Linked DNA regions of Homo sapiens: regions 2 and 3 are each linked to region 1. A link is a contact called in ENCODE Hi-C or POLR2A ChIA-PET data. All regions are on one chromosome and are shown on one strand. Each heading gives the region's core, a stretch centred on a gene start or an enhancer-like site at or near the end of the contact. The rest is flanking DNA. Distances are from core to core; before and after follow the strand shown.

Region 1 (3,793 bases), core at 1,055-3,554:
GTGGCTTGTGCCTGTAGTGCTAGCTACTCGGGAGGCTGAGGTGGAAGGATCACTTGAGCCCAGGCAGTCGAGGCTGGAGTTAGTTGTGATTGCACCACTACACTCCAGCCTGGGTGACAGAGTAAGATCTTGTCTCAAAAAAAATAAAATAAAATAAAAAAGTCACATTGTTTTATTTTGCTGGGCTAACACATAAAGCATTTACTCTGCTCCAGGCACTCTAAGTGCTCAGCATGTATTAACTTATTTGATCTTCTCAAAAATCCTCTAAGATAGATATTAGTACTAAGCCCATTTTACAGATGGCGAAACTGGGGAACTGAGAGGCTAAGTAACTCCCCCAAGGTCACAGAGCTAGCAAATGGCAGAAGCAGGATTTGAACTCAGGTGGTCCCAGAGTCCATGCACTCAGCCACGAGGGCTCAAATTAAAATTGGCCAGCCAGGCATGGTGGCTCACACCTGTAATCCCAGCACTTTGGGAGGCCGAGGCAGGTGGATCGCCTGAGGTCAGGAGTTCAAGACCAGCCTGGCCAACATGGTGAAACCCCATCTCTACTAAAAATACAAAAAAAAAAAAAATTAGCTGGGGGTAGTGGTGGGCGCCTGTAATCCCATCTACTCAGGAGGCTGAGGCAGGAGAATCACTTGAACTGGGAAATGGAGGTTGCAGTGAGCCGAGATCACACCATTGCACTTCAGCCTGGGCAACAAGAGCGAAACTCCATTTCAAAAAAAATTGGCCCTCTACTCCCTGCCTATCAGGGTGGTAAGCTGTCGTCTCAGCCATTCCTGGGGTTCTCCTTCTAGGGTGGCCAAAGGCTTAGGGGGCATGGGCAGAAGCAGTCCAGAGAACTTGGAAGTGAGCTCCTGGCCTTTGGTCTATTCTGGTCGTCACTGAAATGCTCACTGTCCACGTGATCCACTCATAGCCAAGAAATTGAGCCGCCTGACTCCCTCTATGCCAAGGGTGGACCTTGGGGTCTTTGGCTCCAGCTCCTGAGGGACCAAATTTTCCCTACCCCATCCTGTTAGACATCTTTGCCTGCCTCATCCACTTCACCTCCAGATTCCCCCATTCCCCTGGGGCTGGCCTGGCTTCTCCCCTCAGTGGTCAAGATGTCCAAACAAGGACTTTAACAGGCATTTGCTCCTGGCACCCTGTGGCTTCTGCCCTCCACCCTCAGCCAAGAAAACCAGAGCCTAAATAACAAAAGCTTGGCCATGCTACTTGGACTGCCTTACTGGGAAAATCCTACCCTTTCTTTTAAATCTCCTTTAATAATGAAAACAAACAGGACTAAAAACAGCATCTCAAAGTCCATCCTGCCATGTGAATTGGCAAGCCCTCGTGGCTTTTTTTTTTTTTTTCTTTTTGAGATGGAGTCTCGCTCTGTCGCGCCCAGGCTGGAGTGCAGTGGCACGATCTCGGCTCACTGCAACCTCTGCCTCCTGGGTTCAAGCAACTTTCCTGCCTCAGCCTTCCGAGTAGCTGGGATCACAGGCGCCTGCCACCATGACTGGCTAATTTTTTGTATTTTTAGTAGAGATGGGGTTTCACCATGTTGGTAAGGTTGGTCTCGAACTCCTGACCTCAGGTGATCCGCCCGCCTCGGCCTCCCAAAGTGCCAGGATTACAGGTGTGAGCCACCGCGCCCGGCCTCATGGCCTTTATTAAGGAGACAATGTAAAGAAAGTGCTTGGCACAATGCTAGGCACACAGCATTCAAGAAGGGGTTTTGTTTTGTTTTGTTTTGTTTTGTTTTGTTTTTGAGACAGCATCTCACTCTGTTGCCCGGGCTGGAGTGAGGTGGCATGATCACGGCTCACTGCAGCCTCGACCTCCTGGGCTCAAGCGATCCTCCCACCCCGGCCTCTCAAAGTGTTAGGATTACAGGTGTGAGCCACCACACCTGGCCTCAAGGAGTTTTGAGCCAGACAAATCAAGTTCCATTTATCAGCTGTGTGACTCTGGGTAATTCATGTGGTCTCTCTGAGCCTCACTTTCCTGTAAAATGGGGGTAATGATGACCTGTGTTGTGGTGCTGTGCTGAACATTAAGTGAGGTAATGGATGGAAAGGAAACATTCACTAATACTCAGCTTCTTGCCACACTTGTCCCTGGGAGGGCTGGTGATGTGTGCTGAAGTCCCAGGAATGCTAGGAATTACCCCTTTCAGGCACCTTGGCTGGACAAACACTAGGTCCTCATTTGGCCATCTGACTTCATCTGTGCAAAGTAGGGCAAAGTACAGGAAGAGCCACGTCGGGGCTTCCCCAGCTGCTTGTGGGCTTTTCAAGCTCCACCCAGGGGACTTTTTTTTCCCCAAGCTGGACAAATGTCCGGAGCAGGGAATGGGTGAGGCCTGTCCCACAGGGCTCATTGTTGGCGTCTAGGCTGCTGATAAGGTGGAAACAGGACATAAACAGAAATGGTGGCCTTCTCCCTTCCCAATTTTGGTCTCAGGGACCTAGGGGTACAAGGCTTCCTCCAGGCCAGGAGGGTGTCACATGAAAGGTGTCGAGGGGGGACACCTGATCATCCACCCAAACCCAAGAGACAGAGCTGTGTGGGAACCTGGTGCTGAGCCCCATCAAGGGAGCACTTTCTCCCAGGCCGGCCAGGAGGGCAGCAGGCAGGGCGGGGCTGGTGTGGGCTCCAGCTCTGGCGCTACCTCTGTTCCCTTCTCTCTAAAATGATGTGCACTCAGAAAGGTTGGTGATGCAAGAAATGAAGGGAGGGTCCCAGAGGTGGAGAGTGCAGGGCTTCTGCCCCAAAGAGGACCTTGGGCAAGTCACTCAGCCCACCTGAGCCTTACCTCCCTGGTCTGCAAAATGGGGTGAAAGTGGGAAGCTAGCAGCCCCTGCTTCAAAGCCCTTGCCTTCAAGGGAAACCAAGCATCTAGTAACCTGGCTCCCCTATGGCCTTCGTGACCTCCTATTGCATCCCTACATCCTCTCTCTCCACCCTGACACCCCACACACACACCAGCCAGCCAGCAGGGCTTGTGTGTTTTACCCCAAAACACATCCTGAATCTTGAATTCTACCACCTTTTGCAATCTCCACTTCCCTGGTCCAGCCATCATCATCTCTTACCCTCCCTGCCCTGGCCTTCCCCCTGGACTTCCAATTCTTCCCTTGGCCTGCCGTCCATCCTCCACACAGCAGCCAAAGGGATAGTTTTTGAAGGGCCCTCAGGACCATGCCACTCCCCTGCTTAAAACACTCCAGGCTGGGCACAGTGGCTCACACCTATCATCTCAGCATTTTGGGAGACCAAGGCCGGAGGATCTCTTGAGCTCAGGAGTTCGAGAACAGCCTGGGCAAAGTGTCAAGATCCTGTCTCTACAAAAAGTATAAAAATTAGCCAAGTGTGGTGGTGCACACCTGTAGTCCCAAATACTTGGGAGGCTGAGGCAGGGATTGCTTGAGACCAGGAGATTGTCTGCAGTAAGCCAAGATTGTGCCACTGGACTCCAACCTGGGCCACAGGGCTGGACCCTGTGTCAAAACAACAACAACAACAAACAAAAACACAGCAGTTACTCCATCACAGAAGAAAATCCAAACTCCTTTCCCTGGCACTCCAGCCCTGTGTGATATGGCCTGAACCTTCCCATCACCTTACCCCTGCCACACTGGCCTTGCTGTCCCTCCAACAGACTATATTTCTCTCTGCCTCAGAGCCTTTGCACTGGCTATGTCTTTTATCTGAAATGCTGCCACCTGCAGCTTTGATCTTGCTTGTGTTTCTCCTTTTGAACTCAGTGTCAGCTCCTCACAGAGGCCCT
Region 2 (3,815 bases), core at 250-2,749, 290 kb before region 1:
GCACTCCAGAGAGGTCTGTGTTCTTGCAGCCTGGGTTCCTGGGTAAGGGAACAAATGCAGGGCCTGTCTGAGACCAGAGGCTCCCACTGTGCCAGGCACAGCCTGAAAGCAGGTCTGGCGTGCTTCTGAGAAGCAGGCTTCTCAGCCTTAGCAAAGCTTTCCCTGGACCAAGCCTGGAGGGTGTAGAGAACCACGTTGAGACCACGGAGTCTAACCCCAGGCCCTTCCCCCGTTTTCCTTCCAGGAGCAAGCAACCTAAGCCACCCAGATTTTTGTTTAACCCAATGGCCTTCTCCATAAAGGACGAGTTGAATTTCCTACCCATGCAGGGGATGAGAGGCCTTGGAGTCTAATGTGACATAAAAATTAATATGACATTTTTGCACCTCCGAGCTTGACCACACACATCTCATTATGTTATCACTGCCTGATACTTCTCCACTCCCCAGCAAATGGTGAGCCAAAGGTGGGGGAGTGAAGTGGCAGAAACGGGAACTGGGTCTCCTTCCTTCATAGGGTACCCTGGAGCTGAGCAAGTCCTGGCTCAACAGAAGGTCTCACTGCATGTTGGATAGACAGAGAGTAGATGGACAGGTGTTTGAACATTGGATGGATGGATGGATGGATGGATGGATGGATGGATGAATGGATGGATGAAGAGAAGAGCCCACAGACATTAGAATGGACAGATGAGTGGATGAAGGAGGAAGGAAGGATGGATGGATGGAGGGATGGATGGATAGATGGACAGATGGACACGCAGACATTAGAATGGATAGATGGACGGATGAATGGATGGAGGCTGGACGGATGGATGACGGGTGGAGGACAATGGACAGATGGATAGTCAGATGAATGGCTGGATGAAGGAACAGATGAGTGGATAGATGAGGAAATAGAAGATAAAGCGATAATGGATGGATGGGCAGACAAAAGAATGAACAGATAAATGGATGAATGGACAAAAGTATAAATGGATGGGTGAATGTTAGAACAACAGACAGCCCAACAGATGGATGGACACACTTACCAATGTTCTTCTTTAACAGGACTGGGAAAGTCAAGCCAGGGCCTCAGACCTGCTCTTGTTGGAAATGCTCCACCTCATAGATGGCAGGGATGTCATCGCCACCCACAGGCGCTAGGATGAGGGAAGAAGGCAGAAGTGGCCAGCCCTGACCCCTGGTGGTTGCTATGGGAATGATCACCCCAGAGCCTGGCTTGGCTGCGGGAAGCTGGAAAGGGTGGGACATTCCAGCACACTCTGATCTTCTGTCATCCAGGCAGGCTCCCATCAAAACGTTCTTGGACACAGTTTGCCACATCTATAGTGTGCTAGGCACCAAACCAGGAGTTTTCTTACACTCTGAGGGCCTAGTCTTGGCCAAGCCCTGCTAGAGAGAGCTGCTGGGGCCACTGTGGACAGGTGACTCATACGGCATACATTTATGCATTGCTTGTCACGCCAGGCTGCGAGCCAGCCCACTCACTCCTTTCTCATCAGCCTTTGAAGTAACACCCAGGACAACCCCCATTTGACAGGTGAGAATACAGAGCCTCAGAGAGGCCAAGAGGCTTGCATGGGGCTGTAGCAAGTGAGGGGCAGAACCCAGGCTGTCAGGGAATCTCCCCCTCACCCTGCCCACCCTTAACGACCTTGCTCCCTGCCTCCCCGCCAGACCCTGTGGGGAGGAAAATTGAGGTTGATGTTCTAAGCATGCCGGCCTCAGCATGAACACACACACAGCCCCTCCCACCTCAGATATCCCTGTCCAGTAGGGTCACTCCCAACCTCTCATGGTTCTGGTGGGGAAGCAGAGCCTGGTGTGATCTCGGCTCCAGCACTGAGTAGCTGTATGACCCTGGGCGAGCCACTTAACCTGTCTGTGCTTCAGCTCCTCATGCGTGTTCCCAGTATGATACTAAACACAGGGCTGGTGTCAACATTCAATGAGCAAAAATATTTAGAGAGCATCTGACTCACCGGGAGTGTTTCCTCTTATCATTGCTAGGGAGGAAATGGGCTTGGAGAAGAAAAAGCCTGAATATGGAAGACATAGCAGTTTCCCCCACGCTGTTTCATCATTTTTCAAAAATACGGTGGTATCATCACTCTTCTTAGAAACAGTGCCCCCTCCTTTGCCTGCAAACAAAATCCAAATTCCTGAGTCTCCCCTACCCTTCCCTACCTCCCCTCCCCAGAGGCATCCTGAATTTTGTATGTGCCCTTTACAGCTCTGTCTGTATAGTTCAGTGCAGTATAAATGTTTAGATATGTATTACTTACTTTTTCTTGGCATTAAACCATTATTAAAAAGGTATGGGCTGGGCACGGTGGCTCACGCCTGTAATCCCAGCACTTTGGGAGGCCGAAGTGGGCAGATCAACTTGAGGCCAGGAGTTTGAGACCAGCCCGGCTAACATGGTAAAAATCAGTCTCTACTAAAAATACAAAAAATTAGCCAGGTATGGTGGCACACGCCTATAACCCCAGCTACTTGGGAGGCTGAGGCAGGAGAATTGCCTGAGCCTGGAATACAGAGGTTGCAGTGAGCCAAGATTGCACCCCTGTGCTCCAGCCTGGGTGTGACAGGGCAAGACACTGTCTCCAAAAAAAAAAAAAAATGGTATTGACCAAGTGTGGTGGCTCATGCCTGTAATCTCAGCCTGGGCAACATAGTGAGACCCCCATCTCTACAAAAAAAAAAAAAAAAAAAAGCTGGGTGTGGTGGTGTGCTTGTAGTCCCAGCTACTCCAGAGGCTCAGGCGGGAGGATCACATGGCCTCCATGGTAAAATCCCATCTCTACTAAAAATACAAAAATTAGCTGAGCATGGTGGTGAGCACCTGTAGTCCCAGCTATTCGGGAAGCTGAAGCAGAAGAATTGCTTGAACCCAGGAGGTGGAGGTTGCAATGAGCCAAGGTCACACCACTGGAATCCAGCCTGGGCAATAGAGTAAGAGTCTGCCTCAAAAAAAAAAAAAAAAAGTAAAATAAATAAGTAAATTTTTTAAAGGTATGAAACTGTAGTCGCTGGAACTTTTTTTTTTTTTTTTATCAGCATTTATGTGTCTTAGCTTTGCCCACGCTGTGGCCGGTAGCTGCGGTCCATTTGCTTTCAGAGGTTTAGAATGCTGTGTTCTGTGACGATACCACAAGGCCACTCTCCTATCAAGGGGAAGTCGGGCTGTTTCTGTGATTACTAACAACGCTGTTATGAACATTCTCAGGTGCATCTCTAGGAACACTGCAAGGCTTCCCCTTAGATATAATTGGGAGGTAGATTTGCCAGAGCATAGGTGTGCCAGTGTGCCTCTATACCAGTGATCCCCAACCTTTTGGGCACCAGGGACTGGTTTCATGGAAGACAATTTTTCCACAGATTCGGGGGGCAGAGTGGGGAATGGTTTCAGGATGAAACTGTTCTGCCTCAGATCATCAGGCATTAGATTCTCATAAGGAGCCCACAACCTAAATCCCTCACATGCACAGTTCACAATAGGGTTCTCAGTCCTATGAGAGCCTAACGCTACCACTGATCTGACAGGAGGTGGGGCTCAGGTGATAATGTTTCCTCCCCAGCCAGTTCATGGCCTGGGGGTTGGGGCCCCCTGCTCTACACGAAGAGAAATGCCAAACTGCTTTTCCAAAGTGCTTGAACTAATTACACTCTCACCAGCAATTTTGAGAGTTCCTGTTGATCCACGTCCTCGCCAACATTTAGCAGTGTCAGACATCATAATGTTTACCCATCAAATGCGTGAAAGATGATGTCTCGTTGTGGTCTTGACTTCCACGTGCCTAATAGCCAGTG
Region 3 (4,262 bases), core at 994-3,493, 500 kb before region 1:
CCTGTAGTCCCAGCTACTCAGGAGGCTCAGGTGGGAGGATCACTTGATCCCAGGAGTTCGGGGCTATAGTGAGCTATGATTGCATCACTGCACTCCAGCCTGGGCAACAGATCAAGATCTTGTCTCAAAAATGCAACAACCATGAAACAAGTAGTTTTTACGTTTCAAATCGGAGTTTTGCTAGAATTCCAAAAATACAACCTCCTTACACTTCAATTTCCTTTTTCCTTCGCTGGTGCTTTGATCTTAATAAGTTGTTATACCCATATGCATCTGATAGTACTGTGTGAGTACCTATTGGAGTCATAGCTCTATCACACACTGCATTTGTGAACAAACTTTCTGAGGCTCAGTTTCCTTTCCTGAAACACGGGTGTCCTGAAACAGTACTGGTGTTCATAGGGTGTTCAGGGTTAAATGGGATTTTGTTTATAAAGAGCTTAGTGCTGTGCCTGACACAGTGTTAGCTTCAATAATGGCATCTATTATGTACACAGGAAAAAAAAAGACTTCTAAAGTGTTGGCAGCATTTATCTCCAGTGTGTGGGATATGGTTACAATGAACATCTATTACTTTTGTAATCAAAGCAAAAGAACAATAAATGTTATTATTAATTTAAAAATCTGGCTTTGGCTTTGGTGGGAAGGACCTACAGTTAATGTCAATGTACTCAATCCCTGAGTAAGAAAAAGTCTCCAGTTTTGAACCAGGACTTTAAAGACATTCTGTCCTCCCCATCCCCCGCCCCATCAACTCATAGGGACTATAATCAAGGGAGATAGATACTAAATCAGAATTCTAGAGACATTTTGCCTTCATCCACCCTTGCGGTCCCCTGGATCACTGCTGTTTGGAGGGCAGGCAGAGGAATTCAGAGATCATAACTCCCCAAATAAGGCTTTCTCTCCCATTGGAAGGGTTCTCCAGTGTGGTGTTCAGCTGGAAATCTAACTCTCTAGGGAATGATTCCAGGAGCGTTACATTCACCCTCTATCAGGCCTTCACTGAGGAATCTCAGTTGTCAAATAAAGCATGCACTAGGCTGCTTCCAGCTGGGGGACTGTGACTGTCCTGCTCTGGCGTCCAGAACAATCTGAGGCCCAGGCCCTTGGCTCCGTCGCTGGTCGAGATTCTTGACTGGCAGCCCAGCGCCTGGGCGGCAGCAGGAGATAGAACCCACCTGGAGTTGCCCGACCCCCTCCAGTCCTCTCCTTGATCTTCTTGGGCCATCCCCTGACAAGCAGGAAGGGACAGAGTACCCGCCCTCCTGGGATTATCTGCAGAACCGTCAGCCTGCATGGGCTGGCTTCAGAGTGACTTGCTTTCTCCTCTTCCGCACCCGGGGGTGTGGAGAGTGAGGGAGAATATTGCTGCTGGCTCTGGAATAAAATGCTGCCTCTGTTTGGGAGACAAAGAACAGAGTGGCTCCTCCAGGTCAGCTGTCTCTCCCGGCTGGCAGGCCCCTGGCCTCCCCCAGGCCTCTTCTGAGGCTCTAGGTGCCCCAGTAGCAGGGCCTTCTGCAGCAAGGCCGGGAACTGCTGCACCATTGGTGTGTTTTACCTTAAGGGACTCCAGGCAGCTTCCTTGCTGGGAAGATATTCATTTGCTGGGGTGGGGCTGGGGGTGCAGAGGTAGGAAGTGCTGTGGCTAGAAGGCGGCCTGGCCAGCGAGTAGGTGGTGGAGCGAGTGAGAGCGTGTGCGCTGTAAACAGTGTGAGTGCATGTGCGCCAGCGCGTGCAAGGACACGGTAAGGGATGTACATGTATTGTCTCGTGAGTAAGAGCTTGTGTGTGTGTTGGGATGGGAAGACACGTACTGGTATGAGAGCCCGCGTGAGAAGTGTATGTGTGAGTACTCGCGTGGAAGTTTTGCACTCGGGTTTGAGGCTGTGCAAAAGTACGCATGGCTCACCAGGTGTGGGGCTGTGTGGGCTGCCTCGTGTGTGCCAGCCCGTGTGCAGGCCTGTTTTGTGAGAGCCTTCAGGGAACGCATGAGCACGTGTGCCAGTGCGAGTGCGGGACGCGGGGAGGCGGGAGAGACCGAGTGGGAGGCCCCGCGAAGGAGTGGGAGTGGGAGTGGGAGTGCCGGCGGGAGACCTGCGGGGGCGCGCCCGGGCTGACGCGTGCGCGCCAGTGCGCGTGAGTGCGGGCGCGCGCCGCCGCCCCCCGCCGGGGTCGGAGCCGGTTGCCATGGGAACGCGCCGCGGCCCGAGTTAATCATTTCCTGTGGAAAGTGTGCGGGAGGGGCGCGAGCGGGCTGGCCGAGGAGGAGGCGGCGGCGTGGAGCTGCCTCCTGCCGGCGGGCCGGGCCGGGCCGAGCCCCGGGCGCTGCGGCGACGCCTGGATCCTGCCTCCGCCAGGCCGGTGAGTGGGGGGCCCGGGCGGGCTGGGTGCGAGCGGGGCGCTGGGCTCTGCCCGGCCCGCCGTTTGGGGCGCCGCGTCCGGGCCGGCCCTGCCCTCGGGACCCCTCTGCCCGGACCCGCTATGGGCGCGGGGAGGGAAAGGCCCGGGAGACCCAGCCCTGCGAGGTCCCCTCCAGCGCCGTTCAGCCCGAGTCGAGGACCTTGCTGGGAGCTGGGCACAGGGGCGGCGTGTCCCACGGGATCCGAGCAGCCTCGGGACCCCGTTTGGATTTTATTGAACGAGAAGAGCGCAGACCCTACCCGGGATGGGCTTGTCAATCGGCGCCGCCCTCTCCCCTTCCTGGCGTCTTCCCCACCCCCAGGGCTCCCTGGAAGGCTGCCTTTGGGTCCCTCCCACCACGTCCCTTGGGGAGTTCGCTTTTTCCCTGGCAGGGCCTGGGGCGGGGTGCGCCCGCCCAGAGGTTAGGAAGAAGGGCCTTGGCCGGTGCCCTCCGGGCAGTGAGGAATCGGGCCATTGACAGCCGCAGCAGTTGTGAGGGTCTCAGCAGGGAGGGCGATCCCAGGACCACCCCTTTAAGCCCAGCATTGCTAGTTAGAGCAGAACTCTGGCTGGTGCAGTGAAGGGCCTGGTCCTGGGAGATATTAAAGAGGAAGCTGTGTTTAATTAAATTCTGGAGTACCATTTACTGCCACCCAGCCCCCACCTCCATACCCCAACACTGTCTCAAGATTGCGGGTTGTGGCCACCCCTGGTCTTTCACCTTCCCCGGCTTTTCCTCTGCCTGAACAGGGTGAGCACCCATTCTTTCCCAGACGTGTATTCCCCATGCCCTTGTTAGAGTAGCCGTCTCCTTGACCAGGGAGAGTCATTTGCTAGGAATGCAGTCTCAGAATGGGGCCCTGCATTTGCAGTGAGTGGACTTTAGGGGCACAGGGTGGTGAGTTCTGCTGTTCACAGGGGCACCAGGGAGCAGAGGGTTTGAAATCTAGGTTGCCCTGGAAAGCCCAGGATAGATGATGGTGTGCAGGGAGGTGGCATTCCCTGTACAACTTCCTTGACCTTCTGCCTGCTCTCCCAGGGCGACCAAGCCCTGCTTGCTGCAGTCTCTGAGCAGCTGTCCAGCCTGTCCCCCCAGTCTTTGCAATGTCCCTGATCTAGGGCAGGGGGAGTATTGCAGCTCTGCTGTCCTGGTCTAAACCCAGAGAGGCAGAGACCCTCTTCCCCAGCCAGGCCCTCTGCATTCACCCACCACTGGAGCAAAGTAACTGAAAAATAAAATTTTGGAGCTCTTTGTATATGCCAGTATTGTTCTGAACACTTGGCCTTGTCTAATCTTTAGAGCAACCCTATAAGGTGGTGTTCTCCCCATTTTATAGATGGAGATAATGAAGTACGGAGAGGCAAAGTAATTCTCCCAAGGTCAGACATCTAGTAAACAGGGGAGCCAGGTTCTGAACCAGTCCCACTGCCCTCCCCCACGAATCCTAGGTTGGTAGAAGTCCCCGGACACCAGGTTTCATCTCAGATGCCCATGTAAATGAGAGAGAGTCCTGCTTTCTTGGCCCAGAACCCTGGGCTTAAGATTCCTTGATACTTTTGACCTTCACACCCCTGAGGCTGCTAAATTCAGCTGCTTTTTCCTCTTCGGGATCTAGCACACGCCCTTCCTCTTTCTTCCCGATATCTTCCTGGCTGCCTCCTCCACTTCCCTTCCTGATAACCGCAGAAACGCTATCTCCTCCTGTCCCTGCCCCTCAGACTGAGCTGAGCTGATCTCCCTGAAAGTCTTCTCTGTCCACTGTGGAGTCAGCCTCCAATGCCCTGCACTGTCTCACCTTCCCAGCAGCCGAGACTGCAGATGGACCTGCCTTGCTCCTTCCCTTGCCCATTGGACAGCT

The links. A loop is a pair of places that touch in the nucleus more often than their neighbours do. ChIA-PET counts read pairs that join two places held with the same protein, here RNA polymerase II (POLR2A). Pooled maps may share reads with other maps.
Region 2: a pooled map shows a loop between it and region 1 (2.9-fold over the local background). The contact joins two enhancer-like sites. A Hi-C loop is called at or near these places in 3 of 37 single-sample maps with no recorded cell type and 10 of 50 pooled maps. POLR2A ChIA-PET finds 5 or more read pairs at or near these places in 4 of 52 experiments (MCF 10A, OCI-LY7, T-cell and 1 more).
Region 3: a map of tibial artery shows a loop between it and region 1 (6-fold over the local background). The contact joins the promoter of KIFC3 here to the enhancer-like site in region 1. A Hi-C loop is called at or near these places in 2 of 168 maps with a recorded cell type or tissue (ascending aorta and tibial artery) and 10 of 50 pooled maps.

The regions. Positions count from the first base shown.
Region 1 is chr16:57,302,787-57,306,579 of GRCh38, reverse strand. No RefSeq gene overlaps it. Among named protein-coding and RNA genes, the nearest start is that of TRL-CAG2-2, 4.1 kb to the right of the region's middle. RefSeq lists an enhancer at 2,373-2,422. Within about 2 kb of position 2,304, at least 20 of the 41 ENCODE cell types and tissues checked have a DNase peak (open chromatin) inside an H3K27ac peak, as active enhancers do; they include ascending aorta and tibial artery, where a contact is called at or near this core.
Region 2 is chr16:57,588,940-57,592,754 of GRCh38, reverse strand. All of the region lies in intron 1 of LOC105371291 (a long non-coding RNA gene), which reads left to right. Among named protein-coding and RNA genes, the nearest start is that of ADGRG1, 38 kb to the left of the region's middle. RefSeq lists a silencer at 3,047-3,116. Within about 2 kb of position 1,499, at least 13 of the 41 ENCODE cell types and tissues checked have a DNase peak (open chromatin) inside an H3K27ac peak, as active enhancers do.
Region 3 is chr16:57,800,472-57,804,733 of GRCh38, reverse strand. KIFC3 (kinesin family member C3) reads left to right here and starts at 2,243. Exons shown (of 20, transcript NM_001130100.2): 1 at 2,243-2,364. RefSeq lists enhancers at 1,270-1,946, 2,624-3,300.